Linked DNA regions of Homo sapiens: region 2 is linked to region 1. A link is an interaction called in ENCODE POLR2A ChIA-PET data of the cell type or tissue named here. Cell type or tissue: Panc1. All regions are shown on one strand. Links, peaks and the distances in the headings refer to the core of each region. The heading gives the core; the rest is flanking DNA.

Region 1 (8,325 bases), core at 1,297-6,296:
CCATTTTACAGATACGGAAACTGAGGCACAGGGAGGTCACGTCATTCACTCAAGGTCACATTACCAGTAAAGGGTAGTAGAAGTGAGAAAACTGAGGCTCAGAAATGATAAGTAATATACACAACAACATAAACCTACCTCCTTTTACTTGCTAGCAAGAATTAGAGCTGTGTATTCAAACCCAGTTTAAGCTGAATTCATAACCTCTTACTCTTTAAAATAGACACAAGGACCCAGTTTTTACTTGTCAGTTTGGAATATAGATTCTTAGACATAACTAAAGATAATGGTAATCCTTAGAAGGAGTGAGGAGAAAACCCCAATAGAGCTTGTGAAATGACCCAGCTCCTCCAGCATTTCTGTCTTAACTACTGCAATTGGATTTCTGAGATTTAGTCTGGAAATCAGGTTGAAGGAACTGCATTTTGCTTACATGTGTGCTTTAAAAAAAAAAAAAAAAAAAAAGGAACTACATAGGCCGAGTGTGGTGGCTCACACCTGTAATCCCAGCACTTTTGGTGGCTGAGGCAGGTGGATCGCTTGAGCCCACAAGCTCAAGACCACTCTGGGCAATGTGGCAAAACCCCATCTCTCTACAAAAGTACAAAAAATTAGCCAGGCGTGGTGGCTTGCACCTGTAGTCCCAGCTACTCGAGAGACTGAGGTGGGAAGATTACCTCACCAGGGAAGGTCAAGGCAGCAGTGAGCCATGATCACACCACTGCACTCAAGCCTGAGAGAGAGAGAGAGACTCTGTCTCAAAAAAAAAAAAAAAAAGGAATATGTCATTTTGAAAACCTCCTGGTCCTAACTTGACAAACGGTACTTGCTGAGTTCACCGGGTTAACTGGCTTTTGACAGGAGCCCTCGCCTCTTCTTTGGCCAGTTCCACTGCATCAGACCTCTTGGGCTCAGCCAGTGGGTGCTGGTTATCAGTGACCTCTTTTCCATAGGTTTTCATTATTCCAGGTTTTTGCTGGAATGAGAATTACCGACCCTCCCATTTTTCTTCCAATGAGTTTGAGTCTCCTTGTTTCTCACCACACTCAGAACTTTAGAGCTGGTGTCCAACTTGGCCGTTTATAGCCATCAGTGATCTTCTAGACTGAGCTGAATCACAAGACTGACCATGTCCCTCCCCTCCTTTAAACTCTTCAAGGCACCAAGAACGTAGTTAAAAGATAAGGAGAGAACACAGTCACCATATTTATAGCTTAGATAAAGAATCGCATTCAGAACATATAAAGAACTCTTACAAAGCAAACTTTTTTTTTTTTTTGAGGTGGGGTCTCACTCTGTTGCCCAGGCTGGAGTGCAGTGATGTGATCTCAGCTCACTGCAACCTCCACCTCCCAGGTTCAAGCAATTCTCCTGCCTCAGCCTCCCAAGTTGCTGGGATTACAGGCATGCACCACCACACCCAGCTAATTTTTATATTTTTAGTAGAGATGGGGTTTCACCATGTTGGCTAGGCTGGTCCCAGACTCCTGATTTCATGATCCACCTGCCTCGGCCTCCCAAAGTACTGAGATTACAGGCGTAAGCCACTGCACCCGGCACAAAGCAAACATTTTTAAAAAGTCAAAGAAACTAATTTAAAATCCACAAAAGATATGAACAGGAAACCCTTGGAGAAGGAAATCCAACTGATTAATAAATATGAGAAAGCTGTTCAGCCTTGCCAGTGAACGACAATTAGATACCACTCTTTTCTACCTACTGTATTGGTTAAAATTTTTAAAGTTAATCCAATTAAGTGTTGGTGAGTGTCATGGTTTGACTGTCTCCCCCAAAATTCATGTGTTGGAAACTGAGTCCCCAGTGTACCAGTATTGGAGGGTGAGGTCTAATAAGAGCTCATTAGGCCTAATAAGAGACCTAATAATGGACTAATGTCATTATTGCAGGACCGGGTCACTTGTGTAGAGAGTGGGTTATTATAAAAGCTAGCCTAGTTCCTTATGCTTTCTCTCTCATTTACCCTTCCACCTTCCACTGCGGGATAACACGGCACAAAGTCCCTTACCAGATGCCAACACCATGCCAACACCATGCTGGGAAGTCTACTTCCCAGCCTCTAGAACTGTGAGAAAATAAATCTCTTTTCTTTATAAATTACCCAGTCTATCATATTCTGTTATAGCAGCAGAAAATGAACTAAGACAGTAAGAATATGAAGAAATTTTTTTATTTTTATTTTTTTTATTTTGATAAAAATGAGGTTTTGCCTTGTAGCTCAGGCTGGTCTTGAACTCCTGAGCTCAAGTAATCCACCTGCCTCAGCCTCCCAAAGTGCTGGGATTACAGGAGTGAGCCACCACACCCTGCCTGAAGAAATTTTTTTGGTCTCCTAGAAGCCATTCTCTTCTTAGTAAGCAACTAGATTTTCTTTTAGAGAATACCACTCCCCAACTGTGCACAATCTTGACCAAAAAATCAAGGTGCTCTGTCCTCTCATTACAGAGCCCAAAGGGATCCCTGGAAGCCACACCCAGCCTTACTTCTCATCACTGTGACACAAGGTCAACCCTCTGCCAGGACTTTAGTGAAGTTAGACAGGGCCCAAAGCCAAGCTTGGGCTCCACTCATCTGCCAGGAAGCAGGTCTTTGGCCTTTCCCTCCCTCCTCTGAGCTGCCCCATACTCCGCCAATAGCTTTCTTTTATGTTGAAGTTTGCCAGAGTCAGTGTCTGGGGTTTAACCAAAGACTCCTTTCTAACTGCTAGGCACAGTGACCCAGCAAGTCAACATCTCAGAATCTGCCCCAGGGATACACACATGAGCACACATTGCAAGATGCTTGTGGCAGTAATTCTTGTAATGGCAAAAAGAATTGGACACAGACTGTGTCCTACATATATATATGTGTGTGTATATATATGTGTGTATATATGTATATATACATATATGTGTACATATATACACACATATATACACATATACACACATATATATACATATATATACACACACACATATATACATATATATATATAGAGAGAGAGAGAACATTACTCTGTCACCCAGGCTAGAGTGCAGTGGTATGATCTCAGCTCACTACAGCCTTGACCTCCCAGGCTTAAGCGATCCTTCCACCTCAGCCTCCTGAGTCGCTACGACTACAGGCACACACCACTATACCCAGCTAATTTTGTTTTTTAATTTTTGTATAGACAGGGTCTATATATTATGTTGCCCAGGCTGATCTCGAACTCCCGGACTCAAGTGATCCTCCCACCTTGGCCTCCCAAAGTGCCGGATTACAGGCCACCGTGCCTGGCAAAAACAATAAATATATTTTTTAAACTTACAAAACAAAATTATGTCTTTCTAGTACATACCAAAAAGAGGAAGGAGAAAATTCTAGAAAAATTTATACCTCATTGATAACACTTATCATCTAGGAAAGGGATTGGTATTTGAATGAGGGAATAAAAAGGCCTTGAACTTTGTCTGCATTATTTAGATTCATTTACAGTGTGAACAAATTCATGTATTATTCATGTAATAATCTGTAAAAAATTTTGAATCAATATACTTCTTAAATTCTTAATGGCGTCCCATCATCTAGAGTAGGGGTTGGCCAACTATAACCCTGCTTGTCTTTTAAGAAAAGTTTATTTTTAATATGGCCTTGCTCATTCGTTTACATATTGTCAGGGCTGCTCTCGCACAAAATGGCAGGGTGGAGTAGCTGTAAGAGAGACCCTATCAGGCCCTTTAGGGAAAAACTTTGCAGACCGGTTAGCTAGGGCTGTGATTCTCAGCTCTGGTGGGAATTCTAGTAGGCATTCAAATCACCTGAGACGTTAAAAAAAAAAAAAAAAAAAAAAAACTCACGCCCAGGCTCCACCCCCGCAAAGAATGACTTAATTGGTCAGGGGTGAGGCTTGAGCTTTAATTGTTTTTCAAAATGTCCCAGGTGATTTTAATGAGCAGCCAGGCTTGCCTGCTCTGACTTTTAGGATTAATTCCAGACTCCTGAGTGTGGTTTAAAAGGCCCTTCGTAACCTGGCTTGCCCCTCTGGTCTCGTCCTCCCAACCCACGCTCATTTCCTCTGCTCCGAGATACAGAACGCACCAGGCGACACTGTCTTTAAGCTTGGAATGTTCCTCCTTTCCATCTGCCTGGCAAATGTTGAGTCATCCTTTAAGTCTAGGCTGAAGGATGTTCTTCCCTAAGAAGCATTCCAGATTCTTGCTTACATATCACATTTAAAGGTATGTTGTCATTGTGTACCTGTCTGTCTCCCATGGTGAGGGGAGGGAGGAGGCGCTATGTCTTCATGTATCTCTCAGGGCAGGAGCTCAGTGAACATTTGCTGAATCAAATTAAACTTAAAAAAATCTAACTTCAAATGCCCAAAATCCAGCTCCACAGAGACATTTTGAAGTCCTCCTTGTGTCAGGAAAACAAAACAATAACAAAAAAAAAACTGGGTGCATTTACTGTAACAGACTAAATTTTTTTTTTTTTTTTTGAGACAGAATCTTGTCACCCAGGCTGGAGTGCAGTGGCACCATCTGGGCTCACTGCAGCCTCCACTTCCTGGGTTCAAGCGACTCTCGTGCTTCAGCCTCCCAAGTAGCTGGGATTACAGACGTGCACCACCACATCCAGTTAATTTTTGTATTTTTAGTAGAGATGAGGTTTCACCATCTTGGCCAGGCTGGTGTCAAACTCCTGACCTCAAATGATCCACCTGCCTCGGCCTCTCAAAGTGCTGGGGTTACAGGCATGAGCCACCATGCCCGGCCTGTAACACACTAAATGATTTTCAAATCCCCTATTCCGTCACAGAGTAGCCCCAACTCTGTAGCCTAAAGTGTAAGAAAGGGTCTGGAACCATAAACTTTGAAGGAGACAAAAGAGATGTCAAAACTGAGGCTGTCTCCCTCCTTAGGTAAATCCTGAAGGGCACATGAAGAATATCCCATTCTTCATTTGAGAAGATTAAATTCTTGTTTTCTTTCCACTTGGTATTTGCTTTCTAAACTGATTGCATTTGTGATTGTCTAGCTGAGCTCATATCATTTGCTACGCAAATTTTCAAATTGCATTTGCTTCCTTTCTGAGTATGAATTCAAATGGACAAGTTGCCCTTTTCCAAACTAATCCTTAATTAGCTTCTGTCAAGAACCTAAGAGATGCCAGGGCACAGGCACCCTCCAAATCAAAATACATTCTGATTGTCATTGGAGGGAGAAATAGGATAAATGAATGATTAATCGCACTTGCTACGTCAAATCATATGGCAGTTGTTCCAAGTTTCATTTTCAAAAGATTAAAAACAACTTGTTTCAATTCTGTGCTAATTGGCAGGCAAATTTTCTTTCTCGCTTGGTGGCAATGAAATGTGGATATTAAAATGCACAGCTGATTAATTTCTGGGTTTGAATAGAGGAAAAAGGAGACCTTGGTCTACAGTCTTAAGTTTTTAAATATGATGCATTGACATCATGAAGTTGAAAGCAGTGGAAGCTTCTGGAATGCCAGGCCAGAAACAAATCCTGAAAGGAATTATGACCTTGAAGCTTTTATTGAGCACCTACCAGATTGCTGTTACACTGGAGATTTTTAAAAACGAGAATAGTCCTTGCCTTATAGTTGATGATACAGGGCATACAGTAAAATGCTAACTATCTGGTGCCAGAGATTTCCTTGCGGTAAAAGAAAGAGCTGAATGTGCCCTCCATTTCACAGCCTAGTTCCCAAGACAGGCTCTTAGCAGACACTTCCTGGCAGTCCCCCTTGTGTCTGGTCAGCTATTAACCTTAGACCAAAAGAACAAGAATAGCATGCATATCAATTTCTTGTGGCTACTGTAGCAATTACCACAGATTTCATGGCTTAAAACAATGGAAATTTATTTTCTCACAGTTATGGAGACCAGAAATCCCAAATAAATATGACTGGACTGAAACCAAGGCAGTAGCAAGGGCTGCACTCCTTGTGGAGGCTGCAGGAAGAATCTGTTCTTTCCTTCCTCCAGCTGCCAGCTCCCCTTGGATTGTGGCCACAGCATTCCAGACTCTGCCTCTGTGGTCACATCATCTGCGTGTGCCTGTGTGGTGGATGCATATTTCCTCCTGTCTCCCTTTTTTTTTGAGATTCTCACTGTCACCCAGGCTAGAGTGCAGTGGCACCATCTCAGCTCACGCCAACCTCTACCTCTCAGGTTCAAGCAATTCTCCTGCCTCAGCCTCCCAAGTAGCTGGGATTACAAGCACCTGCCACCATGCCTGGCTAATTTTTGTATTTATAGTAGAGACGAGGTTTCATCATGTTGGCCAGACTGGTTTCGAACTCCTGACCTTCAGTGATCCAACTGCCTCAGCCTCCCAAAGTGCTGGGATTACCAGCGTGAGCCTGGCCCGTCTCTCTCTTCTAAAGGTACATGGGGCTGCATTTAGGGCCCACCTGGATAACCCAGGACAACCCCCACATTTTAAGATCCTTAATTTAATCATACCTGCAAAGACCCTGTTTCCATACAAGGTAACATTCACAGGCTCCAGGAATTGGGATGTCTTTTGGGGGACTGTGTTTCAGTCTACTGCAGCATGGATATTTGGTATCCAGTGAACCCGGAATTTCAGTGAAGCCCAGTTTCACCCTTTATTTTAACATTTGCTTCATTTCAGCATCTTTTCTGTCCCTTGCTCTAGCACCAGGAGAGGGTCAGGCCTTGAGTAAAATGCCCTCCAGACTAACAGCTGGGTGGGAAAAGAGGCAACATTCAGAGACTGAAAATCAAGATGACCAGACCTGCCCTGGTGACAGGGGAACCAGGCTCGGCCAGGGGCCCATGATGGGTGCTGGTCCATTCAGTGTCTGCCTGCAGACCCCTGCCTCCGACAAGGCATCAGCCGTGGCCTTGGCTTCCAGGAAAGAAGGTGAGGCACACGGACAAGAAACATGAAATAAGCATTCCGGGAGGGAAACGAGGAAGCCAAAGGGAGCAAGTGACCCGAGTAGGAAGCTCAGTGCCCTGGCCATCAGGGCTTGGTATAGGAACCAGGGAAGAGGGACTTGAAGGGTTAAGAAAGTCTCAGAGCAAAAGTAGCTGCTTGGGGACAATTTCAAGAATGTGATGAGATTAGAGAAACAGGAAATGAAAAGCCCTGCAGGCTGCTTGGGATCCAGAGGCCTCCCTTCCTCCCTCCTCATTCTGTCCCAGAGGAATCAAGTGCAGCAAAATGCAGCAATCACATGAAGCCTGGGGAGGAGCCAGGATCTGCCCAGCAAAGTTATAATTCCACATCAGTAGCTTCCCTGGCAAGTCCTCTGCTGTAGACACACATGGGCCCATTGCACTTTAAGAAAATGCTCTGGGGCGAGGCACGGTGGCTCACACCTGTAATCCCAGCACGCTGGGAGGCCAAGGCAGGCAGATCACCTGAGGTCAGGAGTTCAAGACCAGCCTGGCCAACATGGCAAAACCCCACCTCTACTAGAAAAAATACAAAAATGAGCCAGGTGTGGTTGTGTGTACCTGTAGTCCCAGCTTACTTGGGAGGCTGAGGCAGGAGAATCACTTGAACTGGTGAGGTAGAGGTTGCAGTGACCTGAGACCATGCAACTGCACTCTAGCCTGGCAACAGAATGAGATGCCTCAAAAAAAAAAAAAAAAAAAAAAAAGCTCTGCTACGTCTCAAGGAAAATGAGTCCCTGGACCTACCTGAGACACAGTGCTTTGCTTTCCCGCCTCCTCTCCCCCCTCCCCCCGTTCTGGATGATAAATGCATGCTTTTGATTTTAGGGTGCATTTGAGAGGCTTTAATACACAGTTCTTTGTATTAGTTTGCTAGTGCTGTCTTCAGAATTTTCCATGAACTGGGTGGCTTAAAACAACAGAGATGTATTATCTCACAGTTCTGGGGACTAGAAATCTGAAATCAAGGGCTGAGCAGCATTGGTTCCCTTCGGAGGCTCCAAGGAAGAACCAGTTCCATGCTCTCCTAGCTTCTAGAAGTTGCCAGCAGCCCTAGGCCAGGAGGCATCACCCCAATCTCTTCTCCATCCTTGTGGAATGTTCTCCCTCTGTGTCTGTGTCCAAATTTCCCTCTTATAAGGACACCAATAATGGGATTAGGGCGTACCCTAATCTAGTATTACCTCCTCTTACATATCTGCAAAGACCTTATTTCCAAGTAACTTAACATTCACAAGAACCAGGGGGTTATGGTTTCAACATATCTTTTGGGGAGACACATTCAACCTATAACACTCACCAGGTGGGGATTAGTATCGATTACACTGATATAAAAACCATGCGGGACATTGGATTCGTTCGCTAGGGCTGCCATAATGAAGTACCACAGA
Region 2 (6,571 bases), core at 1,572-6,571, 130 kb after region 1:
TAAGAACAAGAACAACCTGCCCTCCACAGCTGATTAGACCAGGCCCAGTGAGATTTTTGGCCTTGAGAACTGCAAGTAGGACAGAGGACTACAGGTGATGTCCACTAGTATTTAAAATGAGGACATGGAGACACAGGAGCTGTGGAACAGCATTGTTTGCCCATGTGTATAGGAAAGAAGTTCTACTAAGGGGGAAGCAAAAGAGACAACCAAGGGCATGTGGTCCTCAAAAGAATGCGGAGTAAGCTTAGTGCAAGATGACGCTTGAGTTCTTGATGTCAGGTCCTCCTGACAGCTGCTAACCCTGGGCCTCAGAATGAGCTGCCTTTCTTACTGCATAGCTTGATCATGTCCTACAAATCATGCAAACTCTAAACAATCTAGTCTTTCAGAGCCTTCTCGTATGAACTTTGCCAGGCAAGGAGCTACTGCCTCTCCCAATGCACACCCCTCACCTCAGCCACCTGGGCCACGGGGGCCCTTAGTCACCACTCCACGTGAAGGCTGGGTGAAGTTGGCTCCACTTCAGGCTGCAGTTATCCAGTGATCACTGGAACTGGTAGCTCATATGGTCTTCATTCATTCACCAACTCACTCATTCATTCCATGGTAGTCCTTCAGGGGGGCCTCTCCTATCAGCACCACAGATCACAGATCTTTCGGACTGCCGACTCCTGCCATCATGCACTTGTGCATGGCCATCTGTCCTGCATCTGTATGTGTTCCCGTCCTTGCCTATTTCACCGGACTTGTGCCCATCATCTTTGGCCTTCTGATGTCCTCTGAAGGTCTACCTGCCCAGTGGTTTTTTTTCGTTTTGTTTTTTTTGTTTTTTGAGATGGAGTCTTGCTCTGTCGCCCAGGCTGGAGTGCAGTGGCTCAATCTCAGCTCACTGCAACTCCTGCCTCCCAGGTTCAAGTGATTCTCCTGACTCAGCCTCCCGAGTAGCTGGGAATACAGGTGCATGCCACCACACCTAGCTACTTTTTGTCATTTTAGTAGAGACTGGGTTTCACCATGTTGGCCAGACTGGTCTCGAACTCCTGACCTCTATTGATCTGCCCACCTCAGCCTCCCAAAGTGCTGGGATTACAGGTGTGAGCCACCATGCCCAGCCAACCTGCCCAGTCTCTGACTCTTTAACTTACCCTGACTCTTGGCATGCTATGGCAACATTCTGCCCTAGCTACATTCTAAACTCACCCCCCAACTGTGACTAACTTCCATAGTTCCACTTCCTTAATCCAGGGCTGGCCCCACAGCCTTGACCATCCTTAGGACACACCCAACCTTGTCCCTATTCTTCCAAACCCCACTCCACTCCCCTTCCAACAATCTGTGATTCCATAAGGGCCACACTCACAGGCCCAGAGCCGATACTGTCACCATGCCAGGCACAGGATTCTGCACAGCACAGGGAGTTGACAGACTTAGCCAACGATTAATAAATCCAATTCAATGTGCCAGATTCATATAACACAGAACTCTCAGTGCCCAGATGTCCAGTAAGATCTAAATTTCAACTAGAATTTCTGTGAAATGGCAGACTTTCTTGTAGAGAGATGGGGAAGTTAAAACTGAACTCATGCAACAGACATTTATTTATTGCTATAGCTGATTTAATCAATGTGCCTTCCCAAAGTAAAATAAACCCACTAAGTAAAATTCTCCAGTCTCTTACATAAGAGTTTAAACATATAACACAGTGAACTCCTTCCTGCAACTCAATCTCCTGTTTGGTCCAGGCCCCAAGGCAACCTTCCCCAGGACAGCTTCACCCAAGGACCCAATGGAGGCTGTCTCCATCACGTGCTGGAGAGGTGATGTGACTAGCCGTTTTCCAACACTGCTACATGAAGTGGCTCTTCTAACCCCCATTCTAAGGAAAACTCCCAAGTCACCTCTATTCCTCATCAGGCAAGGGGGCAGAAACGGTGGCAAGCTAACTGCCTTCAGTCCGCATCTCTCACTGGATACTGAATCCGTGAACCAAACACAGTCACTTTTCTTTTCTGCTTTTTTTTTTTCTCGAGACAAGGTCTCACTCTGTTGCCCAGGCTGAAGTGCAGTAGTGTGATCCTAGCTCACTGCAGCCTCTAACTCCTGGGCTCAAGTGATCCTCTTGCCTCAGTCTCCTAAGTAGCTAGGACTACGGGTGCACACCACCACAGCCAGCTAATTTTATTTCTTGTAGAGACGGGGTTTACCATGTTGCCCAGGCTGGTCTCAAACTCTTGGCCTCAAGTGATCTTCCCACCTCAGCCTCAGCCTCCCGAAGTGCTGGGATTACAGGCGTGAGCCATTGCACTAGGCCCAAAGTCACTTGTCTGTGCTGACCTAAGGCCTGACAGTCTTCATGAAGTCATAACAGGCACCTTTGCCCCATCTCCTGGATGCAATCACAATATTAAAATTCTTTTCCATCTGATCCGACTACAAGTGTCAAAGGGATCACAATATCAAAGGTGGAGTAATGCAGAAATGTAGGGAGAGGAATAAACCCCGGATCCATTCAGATCCTGAGTACTCAGAAATTAGCATTCATGCCAGAACTGGGCATCTGTGATCAAAAAAAACAGTCCTGGCCCCCATGTCTGCTCCCTGCTAGCATCACATGCCAAGCTAGAGGGTAAGTCCCTGTGGTGTCAGGGAAGGCCTGGAGAATCTTATCGCTTTGGAAGCAGAGAGGAAGCAGGTCCGAGACCAAGGGAGGAGCAGAGAGCCTTGCTACTCAGAGCGTGACAGGCCATGAACCAGCAGGGTCAATGGCACCAGGAGGCTACTTAGAAATGCAGTCTTGGGCCCATCCCAGCCCTACAGAATCATTATCTGTATTTTAACAAGATCCCCAAGTGAGGCTGGGCGCGGTGGCTCACGCCTGTAATCCCAGCACTTTGGGAGGCCGAGGCAGGCGGATCACGAGGTCAGGAGATCGAGACCATCCTGGCTAACACGGTGAAACCCCGTCTCTACTAAAAAATACAAAAAAAATAGCCGGGCATGGTGGCGGGGGCCTGTAGTCCCAGCTACTCGGGAGGCTGAGGCAGGAGAATGGCATGAACCCGGGAGGCAGAGCTTGCAGTGAGTCGAGATCGCGCCACTGCACTCCAGCCTGGGCGACAGAGCGAGACTCTGTCTCAAAAAAAAAAAAAAAAAAAGATCCCCAAGTGATTTGTATGCAAACTAAAGTGTGAGAAATACACTCTAGACGACAAGGGCTCCCGAGAGGTACGGAACACCAGCAGCAAACTGGAGCTTTTACACGGAAAAGATGTACAAAGTGGTAGAAACAGAAAAGAATTTCAAAGCTGGCCAGACCCTGGTTCAAATCTAGGGTCGATCACCTACTAGTGGAGCATTCTTCAGCTGGTCACTCAAGCTGTGAGTCTCAACAGGAATGTGAAGTATAACCTTACAGGGGACAGTAAGTATAAGGCATCCAGCACACAGCAAACCTGTGATTAATACTGGTTCCCTTTCCATAATGAAGCAAACACCAACCCAGTGTGGCTGTGTAGACCTGTGATGGAGACAGGTGAATTAGGAACACCTGAGAGAGAAAAAGGGGCCAAACTAGCACTATCTTTGTTAACAGAAGGAGAGACTCAATGTTATCAACAAATATGAATACTGCAGGGCACCAGAAAAATTTCATTGCTAAATTTATTTGAATGTCCACCCACCATTCCAGAACAGCATTGTCCAAGGGAAGTATAACAAAAGCCACATATCTAGTTTTACATTTTCTAGCAGTCATATTTTAAAAATAGGAAAAAAAGGACTTGGCACAGTGGCTCATGCCCATAATCCCAACACTTTGGGAGCCTGAGTGGGAAAGATCACTTGAGTCCAGAAGTTTGAGACCAGCCTGGGCAACACAGCAAGACACTCATCTCCAGGAAAAAAAAGTTTTAATTTTTTGAAAAAGAGAAAAAAAGGGGGGGGAAAGGTGAAATAGCCAAAATGTTATGAATTCAACATGTAATCAATATAAAAAACAAGATATTCTGTTTTTTTTCATTACATCTTCAAAACCTGATATGTATCTTATACTTACAGCTTATTTCAATTAGGATTTGCCATATTTCAAGTGCTCAGTAGTCATATGTGGCTAGTGGCTACCACACTACTGAACAGAGTAGTTCCAGAAATAAAATAATTATTCATAGATCCTTCTCCACTCACCCTTCTATCACCCCCAAATCCCAGTGTGCAGAATATAAGTATCTAGGCATGGTCAAACAAACATGGGAAGCGAAGTGCCGGGGGAAAGGGTCAGAATATAGGCTTTTGCTAACCTGGCATATTTTCACCATCAAGTTTTGTTTTGTTTTAAACTTTGGTCAACGTAAATTGCACCCACAGACAACCTAAAGTACAGCCACTCAGTGGAAAATTTTTCCAGAAGCAAAAAAATGTTCAAGTACTAGATTACAAATACAAAATTCAGGCCAGACGCAGTGGCTCACGCCTGTAATCCCAGCACTGTAGGAGGCCAAGGCGGGTGGATCGCCTGAGGTCAGGAGTTCAAGACCAGCCTGACATGGTGAAACCCAGTCTCTACTAAAAAAACAAAAATTAGTTGTGCATGGTGGTGGGCGCCTGTAACCCCAGCTACACAGGAGGCTGAGGCAGAAGAATCGCTTGAACCTGGGAGGCAGGGGTTGCGATGAGGCGAGATCGCGCCATTGCACTCCAACCTGGGCAACAAGAGCAAAACTATCTCTCAAAAAAAATAATAGAATAAAATATAAATAAATAAATACAAAATTCAGACAAGATTCTCCAACCACAAATGAAAGTAGAGCCAAGTAGGAACAAATACACTACCCTTGTGTCTACTTCACCCACTTTTAACCTGATATAGGGCAGCTGTAACTAAAACTCTAGCGACAAGGAGGAGACACACAGTCTGTTTTCATGGTCAAAAACAAATATACTTGCCAATGAGGTAAGGCAGGACAGGAGACAATACCCTCCAAGAAAGAAAAAAAAAGTCCTGGGACTAAGGCTACTCTCCCAAAACAGAGACCAAAGACCACAAAACAACAGCTAAGATTGTAGGAAGGGCTCACCACATATTCTGCTAAACACTTTATATATGCATTTAATCCTCCTAACAACCCTCAGGAAACGTATGGTTTAGAATTTACATAACCTGTTCAAGGTCCCGCAGCTAGTAAGTGGCAAAACACAGGTTTACATCACTGACAGGCAATCAGGTTTATATCATTGAGAGCTGGGCAAAGGCAAGTGAAAATCTCCGTGGCCTTTATCACTCAGATTTCACCAGAACACAAAGTAAAATCAGTTTTCAAATTACCTCTCCCATTCTTGCTAGGTTAAATCAGCAAAACTGGCCAGGTGCAGTGGCTCACCCCTGTAATTTAGGAGGCCGAGGTGGGTGGATCACCTGAGGTCAGGAGATAGAGACATGGTGTTACCCCGTCTCTACTAAAACTACAAAAAATTAATGAGCCAGGCATGGTGGCAGGCGCCTTTAATACCAGCTATTTGGGAGGCTGAGGCAGGAGAACTGCTTGAACCCAGGAGGCAGAGGTTGCAGTGAGCCAAGATTGCGCCATTGCACTCCAGTATGGGCGACAGAGCAAGACTTCATCCCAGAAAAAACAAAAAAAAAAATCAGCAAAATCATCAAAGACCAGCTTCTCAACAAGTACCTCGGTAAAGCTTAACTTAATCAAATCGTGTTTTCAGGTTCACATAAAGATTATAAATAGGAGGAGGATTAAATACCATCAAAACATAGTTGGGTGCAGTGGCTCATGCCTCTGATCTCAGCACTTTGGGAGGTCAAGGAAGGCAGATCACTTGAGCACAGGTGTTTGAGACCAGCCTGGGCAACATAGAGAGATCCCTTCTCTACAAAAAATAAACAAAATTAGCCGGGCGTGGTGGCATGTGCCTGTGGTCCCACCTACTCAGGAGGCTGAGGTGGGAGGCCAAGGTAGGAGGATCACTTGAGCCCTGGGGGTTAAGGCTGCAGTGAGCAAAGATCGCAGCACTGCACTCCAGTCTGGGTGACACAGTGAGACCCTGCCTCAAAAAAATAAAACATAAGATAAATTTTAGGCCGGGTGTGTTGGCTCACGCCTGTAATCCCAACACTTTGGGAGGCCAAGGTGGGCAGACCACAGGGTCAGGAGATTGAGACCATCCTGGCTAACATGGTGAAACCCCATCTCTACTAAAAATACAAAAATTAGCCGGGCGTGGTGGCACATGCCTGTAATCCCAGCTACTCAGGAGGCTGAGGCAGGAGGATCGCTTGAACCCGGAAGGCGGAGGTTGCAGTGAGCCGAGATCACGCCACTGTACTCCAGCCTGAGCGACACAGCAAAACTCGGTCTCAAAAAAAAAAAAAAAAAAAGATAAATGTTGGAAGGCAGAGAGAAGGTAATGATGAATGCGGTCTTGGGCTAGGACTATAGTGCTGGGTTCCAGTTCTAAACCTGCTATTGGTTACCTGATGGCCCCACCCTCCAATGTGGGCTCACTGTAGAAAATGAGATAACTACAAATGTGTGAAGTACTTCCAGCTATGGGGTCC

Evidence for each region. ChIA-PET counts read pairs that join two places held together with the same protein. Peaks named below come from ENCODE experiments on the same cell type or tissue, not always from the same donor. Only the 100,000 strongest peaks of a DNase experiment are listed, where the experiment ranks them.
Region 2: POLR2A ChIA-PET joins it to region 1 with 17 read pairs; 4 of 35 experiments call an interaction of 5 or more read pairs at or near these places.

The regions. Positions count from the first base shown.
Region 1 is chr18:59,004,288-59,012,612 of GRCh38, reverse strand. It overlaps the pseudogene OACYLP. Among named protein-coding and RNA genes, the nearest start is that of SEC11C, 130 kb to the left of the region's middle. In Panc1, for the core only: no CTCF peak of the experiment used is centred there; no DNase peak of the experiment used is centred there; H3K27ac peaks cover 3,976 bases.
Region 2 is chr18:58,872,519-58,879,089 of GRCh38, reverse strand. All of the region lies in intron 2 of ZNF532 (zinc finger protein 532), which reads right to left. Among named protein-coding and RNA genes, the nearest start is that of ZNF532, 11 kb to the right of the region's middle. In Panc1, for the core only: no CTCF peak of the experiment used is centred there; no DNase peak of the experiment used is centred there; H3K27ac peaks cover 923 bases.